Linked DNA regions of Homo sapiens: region 2 is linked to region 1. The links are chromatin loops, found by intact Hi-C in ENCODE. Cell type or tissue: prostate gland. All regions are shown on one strand. Links, peaks and the distances in the headings refer to the core of each region. The heading gives the core; the rest is flanking DNA.

Evidence for each region. Peaks named below come from ENCODE experiments on the same cell type or tissue, not always from the same donor. Only the 100,000 strongest peaks of a DNase experiment are listed, where the experiment ranks them.
Region 2: it touches region 1 in a loop (3-fold over the local background); 2 of 110 quality-filtered maps call a loop at or near these places.

The regions. Positions count from the first base shown.
Region 1 is chr1:55,647,748-55,656,084 of GRCh38, forward strand. No RefSeq gene overlaps it. Among named protein-coding and RNA genes, the nearest start is that of LINC01753, 290 kb to the right of the region's middle. In prostate gland, for the core only: no CTCF peak of the experiment used is centred there; no DNase peak of the experiment used is centred there; H3K27ac peaks cover 1,643 bases.
Region 2 is chr1:55,582,942-55,591,278 of GRCh38, forward strand. No RefSeq gene overlaps it. Among named protein-coding and RNA genes, the nearest start is that of LINC01753, 360 kb to the right of the region's middle. In prostate gland, for the core only: no CTCF peak of the experiment used is centred there; no DNase peak of the experiment used is centred there; H3K27ac peaks cover 5,074 bases.

The sequences.
Region 1 (8,337 bases), core at 94-8,093:
GAGGTGAGGAGGGGAGAAGGTAGGCTGGTATAGAGGAGAGGGGAAAGTAAGATGGCACAAGATGATTTAGAATCATAGACCTATAGAATGTTTAAGCCAGAAGGGTCCTTAGAGATCATCTAATTCAACCCTTTTGGAGACATTCTAATGTCATGCCTAAGTGTACGGACTCTGGGGTCAAATGGCCTGGCTTGAAGTCCAGTTCCAATTCTTTCCAGCTGTGTGGCTTTTGAACATGTTCTTAACCTCTCTGTACCTCTCAGTTTCCTCTCTATAAATATATATTAATATAATGATAGTATGTCTAACTTGTAGGGCTATAGGAACTAAAAGGCTTAGATTAGTGTCTGGTGCACAGTAAATTTAAGAGTTAGCAATGATTTCTTTTTTTTTTAACCTTTGGGAAAACTGAGGCCCAGGACTTGGTTAAGGTTGTAGAATAAGAGGGTGACAGAGCCTAGATGAGTCTCATTCTCTCACATTTTAGTTCTCCCTCTCCCACTTTTTTTTTGAACATAGACCAAAATTTTAGAGCCAAAAATAGTTTGAATATTATCTATTTTCATGTGCTTATTTAACACATAGAAAAACCAACACCCACAGAGGCTGAATGAGAGACTCAAAGTCACCCATCCAGACAGTGCTAGTGTCAGAATAGAACATGGTCTTAATGACTGTATTCTCCTTCTCGGCAATGCAGAGAGGCTATTGATGATGAAAAATGGAGACAGACTAAGAATAAATGCTCATGTGCCACATCCAGTCTTTCTCTGGGAAGTCTACTCAATTAGAGAGCAGTTCAGGCTTCACATGTTTTTCTAGTCAAACAGAAACAGTAAAAATGGCAACTTAGCTTTGGAAAGCTATGAATCCTTCAGCTTTTGGAAATTATTAGAATTTGGAGATAGCATTTTCATTAAGGAGTTTTTTCTAAGGGGACAGGAGTCCACGAGGGAACCATTCAAGAGGCAAAGATTTGGAGTTAGTTGGGCATCCTAGCCCGTGAGCATGCTGAGGACTGCAAGCCTCTCCCTGTCTTCCCCCTCCAGCTGTGTACACATTACAGGAGCTATGCAAGCATAGAAAAGCATTTTTAAAAATAAGACTAAATAACAGCACCTACCTCATAGATGTAGTTGGGAGGATTAAATAAGTTATTTCATATTAAATGCTTAGAACGGTGCTGGTAGGTAGTAAACGCTCAATGCAGCTCTATATACTCCATAACCTTTGTTTCAATGGCTCTACATTATTTTATAAGATGGCCATATTATAGCTTTTAAAATGTTACCTACTGTGCTGGCATGATTATTGAATGCTGTTTATTTCCCTAGCATTGGTGCCAATGTTTCCTTCTTATGGATAGTGCATTAATGAACAACCTTATCTTTTTTTTTAAATTTTATTATTATTATACTTTAAGTTTTAGGGTACATGTGCACAACGTGCAGGTTTGTTCCATATGTATACATGTGCCATGTTGGTGTGCTGCACCCATTAACTCGTCATTTAGCATTAGATATATCTCCTAATGCTATCCCTCCCCACACACAGTCCCCGGTGTGTGATGTTCCCCTTCCTGTGTCCATGTGTTCTAATTATGAACAACCTTATCTTAAAGCAGGAATCTGCAAACCATAGCATGTGAGCCAAATCCAGCCCATCTCTTGTTTTGTAAATAAAGTTTTGTTGAAACACAGGCACCCCAATTTGTTTAAGTATTGCCTGTGGCTGCTTTGCCTACTAATGGCAGAGTTAAATAGTTGTGACAGAGCCTGTTTTCTTTTGTTGTTGTTGTTTTCTTTTTTTTCTGAGCTTTTTCAGAAAATATTTCTGATGCTATCCTAAATGAATAACCTTAAATGCATAAAAAGGTTTGTTTTCATATTCTTTTTTTAAAAAAGTACACACACACACACACGCATGCACACACGCACACACACGCACACGCACACACGCACACACACACACACACACACACACACCTTTCTCACTAATTTAATTCCTAAACACTCTCCATACATACTCAGTGTGTCTTTTGCAGAGAGCCATGAGGAAAAGGGAAAGAGGAAAGATGGCAGGTGCAAGTCTGGCCCTGATAGATCTGTTAGATGGCGTGCAAGCTGTTTTACATGGTTTGTTTTCTGATTCCATTTATCTATGTGCCCTACTTTTTAAAAATTGTCTTCAAGATTCAAGACTTTGTTACCTGCAAATTTTCAGTTATCTTATGAGGAACATTTTATACTAAGGCAGTAATATGAAATAAAGGAAAGAAAACCATGTTCAGAGCCGAAGATCTGGGTTCTAGGCCTGTTTCTCTACTCATTTGTCACAGGACCTTGGGCAAATGACCTATATTTACAAATTCCCAGTTTACTCCCAGAGCTGGAATGTTCTGTGTGGCCCAGGCTCCAGCTGCTTTCCTCTGGATGGGGCAGTCTCCCATCACCCAGCCTCCCTGCCTTCACGTCACCCCATCCATCCCACCCTACAACTTTTAAAGGGTACCTCCATGATGTCCCTCCCTTCCTCCAAAGTGATCCTGGGGGCTTCATTTTACATGTCTTCCCCTCTCTGAGACTCAGGTCCTCATAGGAAGAACATGAAAAACAACAGGCTACAACTGGATGGTTGTAAAGGTCTGATGAGATCTGTAATATGTTGTTCTGCAGCTCAAGTGGGAGTAAAACTCAAGTCTTTTAACTCCTGGTCCTGTGCTCTTTCCTCCACTCTACAAATAGACTCCAAGAACTTTGCCCCCTTGAAACTTGGGCCAGAAATCCTACTCTTTGGGAAACTCAAATGCTGCAAGTACTTTAAAAATCTTTTTCCTCCATCCAAACTTCTGCTTCGTGGTCTGGCAGGATGCACAAGCTTTCAGCAGGCAGCTGCGATTTTACTCTGTGCCAAGATGCTGCTTGTCTCAGGTTGCTTGGCAATGCAATACTTAATCCTTGGAGTCCTACACCTCCACAGACACACATCTATGCTTTCAGCTCTCAGTTGTTCGAAGAACACTTCCAAATAGATTCATTTCATCTTCAAATAATCCTTAGAAATAGGCATGGCACATATGATTCTCTATGGCATGTAAGAGGACTGAGGCCCAGAGCCGTGAAGTGAACTATTCAAGGTCTCACAGTGATGTTGTGACTCAGGTAGGAGTAAAACTCAAATCTTTTGACTCCTGGTCTTGTGCTCTTTCTTCCACTCTGCAGATATTTTTAAATGGCTTTTTGTCTTTAAATTTCCCACACCTGGCCTTCACTCCAAGTAAAACTTTTGTGTATAAAGTCAGTATTGTGAAGTTGGGAGGGAAATTGGTGGGAAAGAAATCTCATGTTAATGGGCTTTGATGCCAGACAGGAACCTTTGAACTGAGAAAAAAATTCTACAGATGAAATCTCTGCAGAGGAAAAGAAAATAATGTTTTACTTATTTTGAAAAAAGGAAACTGGGCCAGGCTACTGAGGTATTCAATTCTAACATATTAATTTCAAGGAATGCAAAAACTGTTGACATGAGAACTTCTTTGTGGATATGAGAAAAATTATACTTTATTAAGATTCTAAAGATGAGACAATTTCTTTTTCTACTCTGGGCCTTAGTTTCTTCTTCCATAACAGGAGAGGGTGAGTATATCACTTTAGGCTCAGTTTGGCTGCAGTAACAACTAACCCTCGAATGTTGATAACTTACAACAACAAGGATGCCTTTCTTGCTCTCTTAGGTTGGCTGTGGCTCTACTCCAGATCTTCATTTTTCCTGGATCACAGCTGAGAGGGCAGCTCCTCTCTGAGACATGCCAGTCTCATGGCAGAGGGGAAAAATGGCAGAATCATGATTTGGTGATGACAGTTTTTTACTGGCAAATGACATCTGTCATTTTCTTTCACTTTTGTTGGTCAAATCAAGCATATGGACAAGTCCAATGTCAATGAGTGGGAATTATAATTCTTCTCAGGGATAAGCCCAATAGGGGAGGGCCCTATAGGAGGGAAAAACGTATATCTTGGCAATAATACTATCTACCAAAATGGGGTCCAACTATTTACTGAACATCTACATTTGGATGTCTCACCTCAAATTCAGTATGTCCCAAACTGAACTCATCACCTTTGCTCCTCAAAAGTACCCCTTTTTCTATATCTCTTCTCCAGTTAGAAAGCACCATCATCTATCTATCTATCACGCCACCCAAACCAGAATGGAGTTATCCTAGGCTATTCCTTCTTGGTCTCACCTCCCACGTCCTACTGTTAACTAAGTCCTGTGGATTCTGATTCTGAATTACCTCTCACATTAATCTCCTCCTCTGTATTTCCTCTGCCAGTGTCATAGCTCAGGCTGGGGTTGGTGAGGCCTGATCTACTATAATAGTGTCCTTCTGCATCTCCATTGCCAGGTTCGGGCATCCAGTATGGGGTATTGACTTGAGGAACAGGACAATGGGGAACCCACAGGTTATTGAAAGACCAGTAAATTATTTATAAATAGTAATTTTTTTATTTAATTATCTTTTACTTTTCTTCATTTTTTTAAAGGAGGAAGGGGTAGGAGTCAAATACATTTAAGAGGAGTTGACATTTTCCCTGATCTAATATTAGTGAATTCTTCAGTCTTACATTTTAAAGATACAAACGAAGATGATAGGAAATGCAAGCTCTTTAAAAAAGGAGAACCTCCCATGTGTGAGGCCATACATTTGAATGGTCTATTCACCCTGGAAACCTGCCTACTTGATGTGAGGAATTGGAGTCATTCTCGTTCACTGCTGCTCCTCTCCCCATCTGTTCACTGGCATCCCAGGTGCTAGGATCTCCAAAGAGAAAGGTAGAGCAGGAAGGAGGGATGGGGAGCAGGGCCTGAACCAGGAATGGTGGACCTAGGAGTGCTGTAACTTCTGACGCCTCTCCAGATGTTGGTGATAAGAAATTAGAGAGACACACAGCAGGAATAGACCTCAATTACCATGAAGTCTAGCCTCTACATTTAAAGGTGAAGAATTGAAGGCTCCAAATGGGGAAGTGGCTTGCTCAAGATTACCTAGCAAGCTAGAAGCAACACTGGGGCCAGAACCCGGGACACCTGCCTAAGAGTGCAGAGTTCTTTATGAAGTAATAGTCTGTAAAACATGCAAGCGCATGATTAAGCAGAGCCATATGCCTTGTGTATCTGACTCTTTTTGTGCATTTTCTTTTTCACCTTTTAAATCTTCTTCTGCCATCATTGATCTTAACACTATTTAGTCTATTTGAAAGACACCACCAGTACTTCTAGAACTCTCCACTGGTATATTTGCATTTGACTTGAGAGCCAGATGGGCTGCATTGTTGGGAGTGGGCTGGTCTCTGTGTTAGAAGACCTGGGGCCAAACTCCTGCTCTATGACTCATTTGCTATGTAAACTTAGGCTACTGCTTCTTCTCTCTGAGCCTCAGTTTCCTCACTTAGAAAATGGGTGTGATAATGATATGTATCTCTCAGACTGCTTCTTGTAAAGTGTAAATAAGAAGTATGTGAAATTACCTAGTACTGAATTTGATAACTCAGTTTTCATACTTTACTGTGGTATCTTCTCAGTACAAGGTACCAGGGCAACGAAGATTGGCCAGTGTCACCCAGCAAGCACTAGCCACAGGGAATGCACTGTTTATCCTGTCCATGCCACTCACTAATCAATAGATGCAAAGTGACAGGAAGTCAGTTATAGGAGACTGCACAAGGCAAAAAACAAAGACAGGAGTGGGAGAATGATCAGTTCTTTCTGGATGGTCATAGGGACCTTTCAGAAGAGATGGGGTCTTACTCTGTCACCCAAGGCTGGAGTGCAGTGGTGGGATCACATCTCACTGCAGTCTCAAATTCCTGGGCTCAAGTGATCCTCCCACCTCAGCCTCACATGTAACTGGGACTATAGGCATGTGCCACCATGCCTGGCTAATTTTCAATTTATATTTTTGTAGAGACAGGGTCTTGCTATGTTGTCCAGGCTGGTCTCAAACTCCTGGCCTCAAGTAATCCACCTGCTTTGACCTCTCAAAATGCTGGGATTATAGGCATGTGCCATTATAACCGGCCAAGAATTAGTTTTGAAAGATGAAGCAAAACTCTTTAGGTGAGGAATCAGGGTAACTTTAGGGAATATAATACCATAAGCAAATACATGAAGGTGTGAACATGTATGAGTTTTGGAAAACTAAAGTAAGTAATTTAATCTAGGTACAGCACAGAATAGAAGCAAGGGTAGGGAATGAGCAGGCTGAGAAATGAGACTAGAGAGTTTGGGCCAGGATGAAACATGATGGGGCTGGAGTGAAAGGCTAAGGAGTAGGACTTCATCCTGAGCCAGAGCTCAGAGGCTGACCTCCTGGAGTTAGCCCAATGATGTGTTTTGCCTGACTGACATGGGGCCTTGATGTAGGTGGGGCATGCATTTTCCAGTTCTTTCTATTGTCTTCCCAGCCTTGACTCCATGCTGCTACTTCACTCATTTTTATTCCTTGCCTGGACTTTGAAGGCATTTGAGTTTCAGAGGTTGGATGCAGAACACAGATGAAGTCAGATTTGAATTTTTGATTGATGTCTATGGCTGGATTCCTAGTGGATTATAAGGGGTAACACTGGCAGCCAAGAATTCTGTTAACACACAGTTGCAGTACTTCATCTGGGAGATGACAAGATCCTAATCTAAGGCAGTGGTTATGTGGATTGATAGAGAGGAATTAATCTGAGAATCTTTTAGGAGGCAGAACCCATAGGACTCAGTAATAAACTAAGATGAGGAGAAGGAGAGAGAGGGGAGTTAGACTAAAGGGTTTGGGTGAGCAGACTGTCTTAGGACTAGGTATACCTGGTGTCTAGCCTAGTGTCCGAGGCAACACAGAGCCTCAATAAATAATTCTTAAATAAATAAATAAATGGAAAAGGGATTTCAGATGGTTCACAGATTACTAACTTAACAAGAGACACGTAATAGGTATTTGGTAGCTCTTAGCGGAATGTGAGCAGCATGTATCTGACAGTAATGAAGGTTTGGCTCTTCTTTGAAACTCAGAACCAATTCCTCAAGATCCAGATAGCCCATGGAAGCCCACGGAAGGAACTTGGCTGCCTTCTGAGGAGCATAAATTAGAGGCACTTGTTAAGAGAGATGCTGTCTGACATTTCCCTTAGGAGACTCCAGCCAAAAGAGTTCAAAAACTGAGTTCCTTAGCTTTTGGAGATAAAAGTTAGAGAACGTCCAAATCTGGGGCTGCCAGGAGGCTGGGCGCCTTCTTTTTCCTTAGCTCTGTCCTGCCATTGAAGCAATAACAAAGATAGAACCAGCAAAATAAATAAGTGCTCTGCGGATTTCAGGGATAATAATTTTATTGGCCAAATATTAAAATATCAAAGGCCCAGGAAAGGATACAGTTATGAGCCTTTGATGTACCATAAAGGCCCATTTCATGCACCAGTTGGGAGTATTTCAGGACAAAGATGGAATGATATTTTACGTCACCTCTGAGGCATAAAGGACACTTTATGAGTCAAAGGAAGCCAAGTTTTCAAATGGCTGGAGACTGGCAGTTTACTAGTTTGAAATCTAAACAGCAACTCGGATTCCAAATTAAAATTACTCCCACCACCCTGTGCCCGGGAGAGGTTTGCTGAGGTTGTCAGAGGGAATGAAGTGGGGGGAGTGTCCCAGGATCAGGCAAAAGGGATCCCAATTGGTCCAGTCACCATGGGGACCAGGGCCCCAAATTCCTATACTACTTGATGGGCTCAGGCTTACTAAGCCCTCAGGGCCAGAGAAGGACCACCAGCCTGGAAAATTGGGAAAAAAAATCAAAACAAAACAAAACAAATGAAAGAACGGTACTAGATTCTCAGTAAATGCTGCTGGGTGAATATGGAATGAAAAGTTTTGCCTCATTCAGATCTCTGCTTCAATGTTTCTTCCTTGAGGAATCCATTCCACTCTAGCCCCTTGCCTCTTTGACTTTTTTCATTGATATATGATATAATATTAAGAAGTGATGCATGCTATTTGTTTTTTTTTCATTGTATCTTCTTTTATATTATAAGCTCCATGTGGACATGGTCTATATATTTTTCTTTGCGGAAGAACATTGCCTGACTCAGAGAAGGGACTTGTAAACAACTGTTGAATGAATGAATGAAGGCCCCTTAATTGTGCTAAGGCCTGTGCTAGATGATTCAGACCTGGTCTCTGCCTTCTAGTATTCATAGTGTAGTGGGGGAGACAGATACTATGGTGTATTGAAATTAGTAACATCAATGTAGAGTAATATACAGAATGCTATGGGGGTACAAAGAAAGCACCTAA
Region 2 (8,337 bases), core at 15-8,014, 65 kb before region 1:
TTTTCTCTCTGAAAGCCTCAGTTTCCTCATTTGTAAAATGGGAATGACAATAATTCTTGCCTCAGATCCTGGGTGCAGAAGTCAAGTTGGATGTCAACATATGAAACTCTTCAGAAACTCTAAACCCTGGGCAGTTATTGGAAATCTAGAAGGAATGAAACTAGCTTGTGAAAAGCCTAAGGGAAAAAGGGAAAGGGGCAGTTATACCTGTGTCAGATAGGCTCATGAATGGAAAACTTGGCTGCAAGTGGACCTCTTTGTTCAAAACAGAACATTCCTACTTATTAGCTGATTCTTGAAGTGGTCACTTCCACAGGCGTCCACTGTGGTTCTGGTCAGTGGAGGCCTCAGCATGCGAACATTCGCCAGGATGGCAGATTTTGAGCCTGTTGGTGACACCTGGGTCATCACAAACTTAGCGAAACTCTTTCTTCCCATGAAGGGAGATTGATTCCAGAATCTAAGTTTGGGCCAGCAGGTTATTTGAAACTAGCTCTGGGTGTCTTAGAAATACATGGGGAGGAAGAACAAAACGTTTGTCTTCTTTGAGCTTTTGATGGGAAGGCCTTTGAGCCTCTTCCTTTTCTTTTCCTTCCCTGCACCCCCAGGCTCCTTTAGAAAAAAAGGTTTATTGTGAGCTCATAGAATCATAAAATTTTGGACCTGGTTCCTGGTGGGAGGACCTTGGGTTCATTGAATCCAATCCTTCCATGGTACAGCAAAGGAAATGTGGGTCCAGAGTAGGAAGGATGTGTACCTGAGGTAGCACAGCCTTGTCATGTTGGGAGACAACTCGTTTCCTGCTTCTTAGTGAAGATCCTTCAGTCAACTAAGAAGTGGGTCCAAACTCTCCTCTCACCCTTAGGATAACTCTCCAGGCATATAGGATTTCTTGGACCTTCATATTGAGTTTCTTAGGGAGACAGAGCAGTGAGCCATCTGAGGCTTTGTGTTCTCTGCTGCTCCCGTTGTCTGAGTCCTGTGGCCGCTGAGCCCTGCTGCCACTCTTCCCGTCCCAGACTCAGTTACTGCCACCAGGGCTTGGACTGAGGTGAAGCAAGAAAGGAAGCCATCTGCCTGGGCAATTACAGGAACTTGAGAAGAAGGCTTCCTTAAATTTTCACCCTAGGCCCTTCACTTGCCTCACCCTGATGCCAGCCTTGACCTCTTCTGGCATTCCGCAAACGTGTCATGCCCTCTCCCACCTCAGGACTTTTGTGTTTGCTGCTTCTTTTTGGCCTGGAACATTCCATCCCTGAGAGCTGTGTGGCACCCTCACTGCCTTCTGTCTGGGCTCTAAGATCACCTTGGAGGGAACTTCCCTGAGGTGGGGTGGCTGTGTCTTCTGTTTATCCCTCACCCAGTTTTATTTTTCACCCCAGCACTCAACAACTCCTGACACGTTTGTTTACTTCTTGCCTTGACCCTCCATGTGGTATGAATGACGGCCCCTGAAAGTGGCAGAGTGGGGGCAACCCTCAATACATATTGGTTGACTAAAGGATGGAAAGGCTGAGCAGGGGTCACCTGTCTTGCCTCCTCCTTCAAGATGTGACTTTCCATTCCATGGAGTCACTCTGGCTAATTCTTTGGTTTCATTGTCTCCTTAAAAATCTCTCCAAAATATTCAGGCTGAAAGTGCTTTGATGTACCAAGTTTATAGTACACACTCAGACCTTTTTTTAAAAAAATTCACTTTCATCTAACTTTTTGTATTAAAAAATCCTATAATCCCATAACCCACCACCTAGAGGCAGCGTGTTCATTGAGGTTGTTTGCTGTACTTCACATGTGTTTATTAAGACTGCAGTGAAATGGCTGTAAGTGGTAGCTGCTTGTCTGGCAGAGGAAGAGCATCCCTCTGGCCCCATCAGGGATGCTCTGGCACAACAGGTAGGATCTTCATCATTGCCCTCCCCATTCAAAGCCACCATGGCCCCCTTTGCCTGAAGACTGAGGTCTCAGCTCCTCCTCCACAGGGCTCTTGAAGTTCTGCCACACTGGGCTCAACCCCTTCCCAGTGCTCCCTCCCTTTTGCACCCTTAGAAACCTTTGCTCCAGCCAGACTTGTCTCCTCATTATCCTTCCAATATCTGCGTCTGCAGCTTTCTCCCTTAGAAACCTCATTATTTCCACAGCTTCAATTCCCCCACCCCCACCCCATTCTTTGTTTCCAGACCTCAGCTACAGCTCAAATTTCAAATTGCCTGTTGGCATCTCTTTCTGTGAGCCCTGCCAGCAACTCAAACTCAGCATGGCCAGAGCCTGCCTTTATTTTCTCTCCCCAAATTGTCCTCCTCTTTCCTCCCCACATTTCTATTAGGAGTCCCATCATTCTCACTGACACCCAAGTTGGAAATTTCAGAGTCTGATTAGCTTTTCTTTTTCTTTTGCCACCACATCTAGTGAGTCACCACATTCTATCAGTTCATCCTAATGATAGCTGTGGGTATGTTATTAGTCCATTTTCATACTGCTATTAAGAAATACCTGAGACTGGGTAATTTATAAGGAAAAATAAGTTTAATCGACTCAGAGTTCCACATGGCTGGGGAGGCCTGACAATCATGGTGGAAGGTGAAGGAGGAGCAAATGTACGTCTTACATGGTGGCAGGCAAGAGAACATGCATAGTGGAACTGCCCTTTATAAAATCATCAGATCTCTTGAGACTTAATCATTATCACAAGAACAGCAAGGGCAAAACCTGTCCCCGTGTTTCAATTACCTCCCACTGGGCCTCTCTCACAACATGTGGGGATTATGGGAGCTACAGTTCAAGATGAGATTTGGGTGAGAACACAGCCAAACTATATCAGGTATATTGACTAATCACAGACCCACTATGTGTCAAGTAGCATAGTAAGTCCTCACCTAATGTCATCCATAGTTTCTTTTTTTTTCTCTCTCTTTTTTTATTATAAGTTCTAGGGTACATGTGTAGAACGTGCAGTTTTGTTACATAGGTATGCACGTGCCATGGTGGTTTGCTGCACCCATCAACCTGTCACCTACATTAGGTATTTCTCCTAATGTTAACCCTCCCCTAGCCTCTCCACTCCCAAACAGGCCCTGGTGTGTGATGTTCCCTTCCCTATGTCCATGTGTTCTCATTGTTCAGATCCCACTTATAAGAGAACATGTGGTGTTTGGTTTTCTGTTCTTGTGATAGTTTGCTGAGAATGATGGTTTCCAGCTTCATCCATGTCCCTACAAAGGACATGAACTCATCCTTTTTGTGGCTGCATAGGATTCCATGTGACTGTGAAACAAAGTATAAAAACCAATTATTTTTCTTATCAAGATTATAAGGAAAGAAAGGTGAATGTGAGACATTATTCAAGGACCTGCTGTTTTGCTTCAAGTCACAGTTCCTAAGAACCTATTGATAACATTGAGGATTTAGTGTATTGTCCACAATCTCCAAAATGAGGCTGTATGATGCTTAGGGTACAAGTGAAGCTGGGGTAATACAGGGACCCAGGTATTCAGTGGCCTAACTTAAGCAGGTGTTTATTCCTCTCTTCTGTAATAGTCCAGAGGCAATAGTTCAGGGAGAGCAGGACTCTTGTCCTTTTAGGGCAGCTAGGAATCCAGGCTAGTAGGTCAGTCTGTTGTCTGCATTGTGTCTTTCTGAGACCACTCCAGTTGTTTCTATTTTCCAGCCTGCAGAAATAATTAGGCTGGGAAATTAGCAAGTAGCTGAGCCTGTCTTTGGGAGTGACTTGAAAGTCACACACATCACTTCTGCATGTGTCGCCCTGGTCTGAACTTAGTCTCATGACCACATCTAGCTCCAAACAAAGCTGGGAAATGTAGCTTCTAGCTGGCTACAGTTAGAGAACTTAAGTTCTCTAACTCTATAACCCAAGTGCCTTCACCCTGTCACAGGCCCCCCATGACCTAGCCGTTGCCTCTGTTGGTCGCTGCCTCCATGACCTGGTCTCTGCCTCACTCCAGCCTTCTCTCTCTCTCTGTTCCTTCTCTTGCACTGACTTGTTGTGGTTGGCCTGGGTACCTCCAGGCTTGGGCACATACCTGGAATGGTTTGTCTCCACAACCTGCTGGGTAACAGCTGTTTGTACTTCATGACAGCTTGGGTGGTTTCTTCTCCAAGAGGCCTTCCCTGACCTTCTCTTCTCCTCACTAGATTAGGGGATTCTTCCAGGTTCTCAGGTGTTGCATTCCTCTATCATAGTACTTCGAAAATTATTATGTATGAAATACTTGTAAGCTTGGTTTCCCTGCTAGCATACACATTCCATGAAGAAGGTCCACAGCTTTCATCTCAGTGCCTCCAGCACACAGCACAGAATAAGAAAAAACACTAGGGTCCCCTTAAGACTGCAAACACCTTGAGGATTGGCCCATGATAGTTTTATTCATTCTTCCTTTCATTCAATGAACACAGACATAACTCTCATACTCAGCAGATCAGACTCAATGCTTTGGCTGGTTGTAATAGTTTTCTAGAGCTGCTGTAACAAAGAACCACAAACTGGGTGATTTAAACAACAGAAATTCCTTTTCTCATAATTCTGGGGGCTGGAAGTCCAAGATCAAGGTGTAGGCAAGGTTATTTCTTCTGAAGCCTCCCTTATTGGCTTGTAGATGGCTGTCTTCTCCCTGTGTCTTCAGAGAGTCTTCCATCTGTGTGTGTCTGTGTCTTAATCTCCACTTATAAAATCACCAGATTGGATTAAAGCCCATCTAATGACCTCATTTTACCTTAATTACCTCTTTTATTTATTTATTAATTTTTTTTTGAGACGGAGTTTTGCTCTTGTTGCCCAGGCTGGAGTGCAATGGTGCAATCTTGGCTCACTGCAACCTCTGCCTCCTGGGTTCATGCCACTCTCCTGTCTCAGCCTCCCAAGTAGCTGGAATTACAGGCATGCGCCACCACGCCAGGCTGATTTTGTATTTTTAGTAGAGACATGGTTTCTCCATGTTGGTCAGACTGGTCTCAAACTCCCAACCTCAGATGATCTGCCCACCTCGGCCTCCCAAAGTGCTGGGATTACGGGCGTGAGCCACCACGCCCAGCTCCCTTAATTAACCTCTTTAAAGAATGTATCTCCAATATAATCACATTCTAAGGTCCTGGGGGTTAGGTCTTCAACATACAAATTATGGAGGGACACTATCCAGCCATAACACTGGCATAAATTGTGTGGGGCAAAGACGGAAGAACAGAATATGACCAGGAAGGGTAGAGAAATGTTCATGGGGAATGTTTGCAGAAGTCCTCAGGACTATGAGGTCCTCAAGGGAACAACTGTAGCTCATTCCTCTCTGTATTCCTTGTGCCTAAAGCAGAGTGTGGCTTGCAGCAGATGCTCATAAGATAGCCCCAAATAAACAAATAAGCCAATGAATGAAGCAGCATTTGGTCTAATAATGCTGCTATTTGGATGGCATAACTGCTAGCAGGATTATAGCTCTGTTTTTTCGGGCTTTCTTCTTTCCTTCAGGGTCAGAGAGCAAGGCTCCACGTTTCTCATTTGCCTCCAACAATGGCCATCAGGATCAAAACTTTCCAACCCAATTAAACATTTGGGTGGTTGGGACCCACCCAAGGAAAACAAGCATGTGCTCAATCAAATCTTTTATTTGGAAAATGTTTTTCAGCTGAGAGACCTGGGCCCCTTGTCATGCCTGGCTCTTAGATCCTGTTGTTACAAGCCAGAGTGGAAATTTAGGAAAAAAGAACAACTTAGATTTAAGCATGATAATCCCTCAAATCTGTTAAATTCTTTACAGTTTTTACAGAAGGCTTTCACTTAAATGATCTGCTTTGACCCTCCCAACGACTCTGTCAAGAGGGTAACAGAAAGAGAATAAGCATGGAGGGCCAGATTTAAGTTCTAATCCTCACTGTGCTACTTCCTGGTGGTGAGCACTTGGGCAGATTGATTTTCTTAAGATCTGATTTTCTCATTTGTGCAATGGAGACAATAATACCAATGTCTCTGGGTTGCTTTGAAGATGAGTTGATACCAGGTATCAGAAAAAGCCTGGCATGTTCTGGCCACTCAGAAAATAGAGTAAAAGCTTAAACTAAGAATTTGAATCATTGTCTTCCCTCACTTTCCCTTTTCCTTTGTAAAATGAAGAAAACATAGTAAATACTTCATAGAATTGAGGCAATTAAATGAACAACACATGTACATGCTAAGTGCTCAGGAAAAGGTTAGTAGTCACAGTTACTTGTTTCAAACTCATAACTTAAAAAAAAACCTACACACTTAATAGCTTCCTTCTGCCTGTTTCGAACTTCAACCTTCGATTTTGAAAAAAATCTTGTAACTTTCTGTTGTAGGAGAAATAGGCAGATGCATGGAAACCACACCAAACTGGGCATTAAGAGCCTGGGCTTAGGTCTATTTTTTACACTTGCTTGCTGTGAGACCTTAGGTAAGTCACTTATCACTGCAATAAGCAGATTGGACCAGATTAACGCTCCTTATAGCCCCCAAGAATCTATATGGTTAGTCCACAAATCTTTTGCCCAAATCCAGTAAGAAACCTTAGCACCTTAAAGGAAAACTTAATTGAAAATTTTCTGATTTACGTATACTTAACCAAACAAAACCCTACTTTTTAAGAGTCCTTTGATGTTTAAGCTCCCTTAAGGAGTCTTTTTTTGTTTTAAGGGACATTTTAAAGCTTTTCTTCTTAGAAACAGGAAATCAGATTTTGGCATGGGAAAAGAAATTCGAACACACCAAGACTTGGGGGGTGGGAGCAGTTGGTTTGCTTTCAAACAGGATTCTAGAGGGTTCCCAAGATTGGCAAGAGGTGGCCCAGGCCACCCTGACTCAGCCTCCCAAGGGTTTGCCAACTCAAAAGGCGGTGTGGACGTCTGGGGCGGTGGCAAGGGAAGTGAGCCTGAAGCATTTCCTTGGCCTTTTCGGACTTGTTGAATGTTTTCTTTTTGCCCTCAGTCCCATGTCTTACTTCTTAGTCTCTTTTGTGATATTTGGCAATCCAAATTGCCAAATACCTTAAGTGATCTCTAAGGAAAATATTTTTCACTAGATGATTGCTTTTTCCTTCCAGAAAAAGAGAAAGAAAAGAGAAGAAAAACAGACAAATACACAAATACGTGTGGCAGAGTGAGTTCCAGTTACCACTTTGAAAAGCTCTTAAGCATTCTGTCAAGCCAAATGATTTCACAAAGTTTAAGCAGTCATCAAACAGGCAACTGGGGTGGGGGAAGAAGATCCCAGCTCGAACTTCCAGCAGCCAAGTGACTCAAAACAGTCCCCTTCACCCCTCTGAGCTTCAGTTTCTTATTTAGGAGGTGGAGAAATGAGGACTGTTCCACCGGGGTGGCTGATAAGGTCATGTGTGATCAGGGATAGTCTGAGGCCCCAGTAGATGCTCAACGAATGCCCCCTTTCTTGATCTGGATGGGCAGTGCTTTTGTTGACTGACCAGTCTGTCCTTTGTCCTCCTGCAAATGACTGATGTGGATGCTGCAGGCTTAGAGAGGTGGTGTGCCATGGAAGGTGGAATGCTGGGCGGGGGGCCAGATGACCTTGCTGCAGCTGCTGCTTCTTCTCCCTCTCCTTCTCCTTCTTCTCCCTTTTAAATTGTGATGAAAACAAAACCCACATAATAAGCTAACCCTCCTATCAAGTTTTAGGCCTACAGTTCAGTAGTGCTAACTCTATTCACATAATTGTGTAACAGATTTCTAGAACTTTCTATCTCGCAAAACTCAAATTCTGTACCCATTAACAACTCCCATTCCTGTCTCCCCCACCCCCTGGTAACTGCCGTTCTACTTTGTATCGCTATGATTTTGTCTACCCTAGCTATCTCATATAAGTGAAACCACACAGTATTAATCTTTTTGTGACTGATTTATTTTCCTTAGTGTAATATCCTTAAAGTTCACCTGTGTTGTAGCATGTCAGAATTTCATTCCTTTTTAAGGATGAGTAATATTCAATTGTATGTATATTCTACATTTTCTTTATCCATTCATCTGTTGATGGACATTTGGGTTGCTGTCACCTTTTGGCTATTTGTGAATAATGCTGCAATGAACATGGATGTGCAAATATCTCTGGGAGATGCCACTTTCAATTCTTTTGGGTATATACCGAGAAGTAAAATTGCTGGATCATATGGTAGCTCTATTTTTGTTTTTTTGAGGAACCTCTGTACTGTTTTCCAAAGCAGTTACAGCATTTTCCATTCCCACCAGCAATGCACAAGAGTTCTAATTTCTCCACATCCTTACCATCTTCTGTTATTTTCTATTTTATTTATTTTTTGGCAGGGGATAATGGGCATCCTAATGGGTGTGAGGTGATATCTCATTATG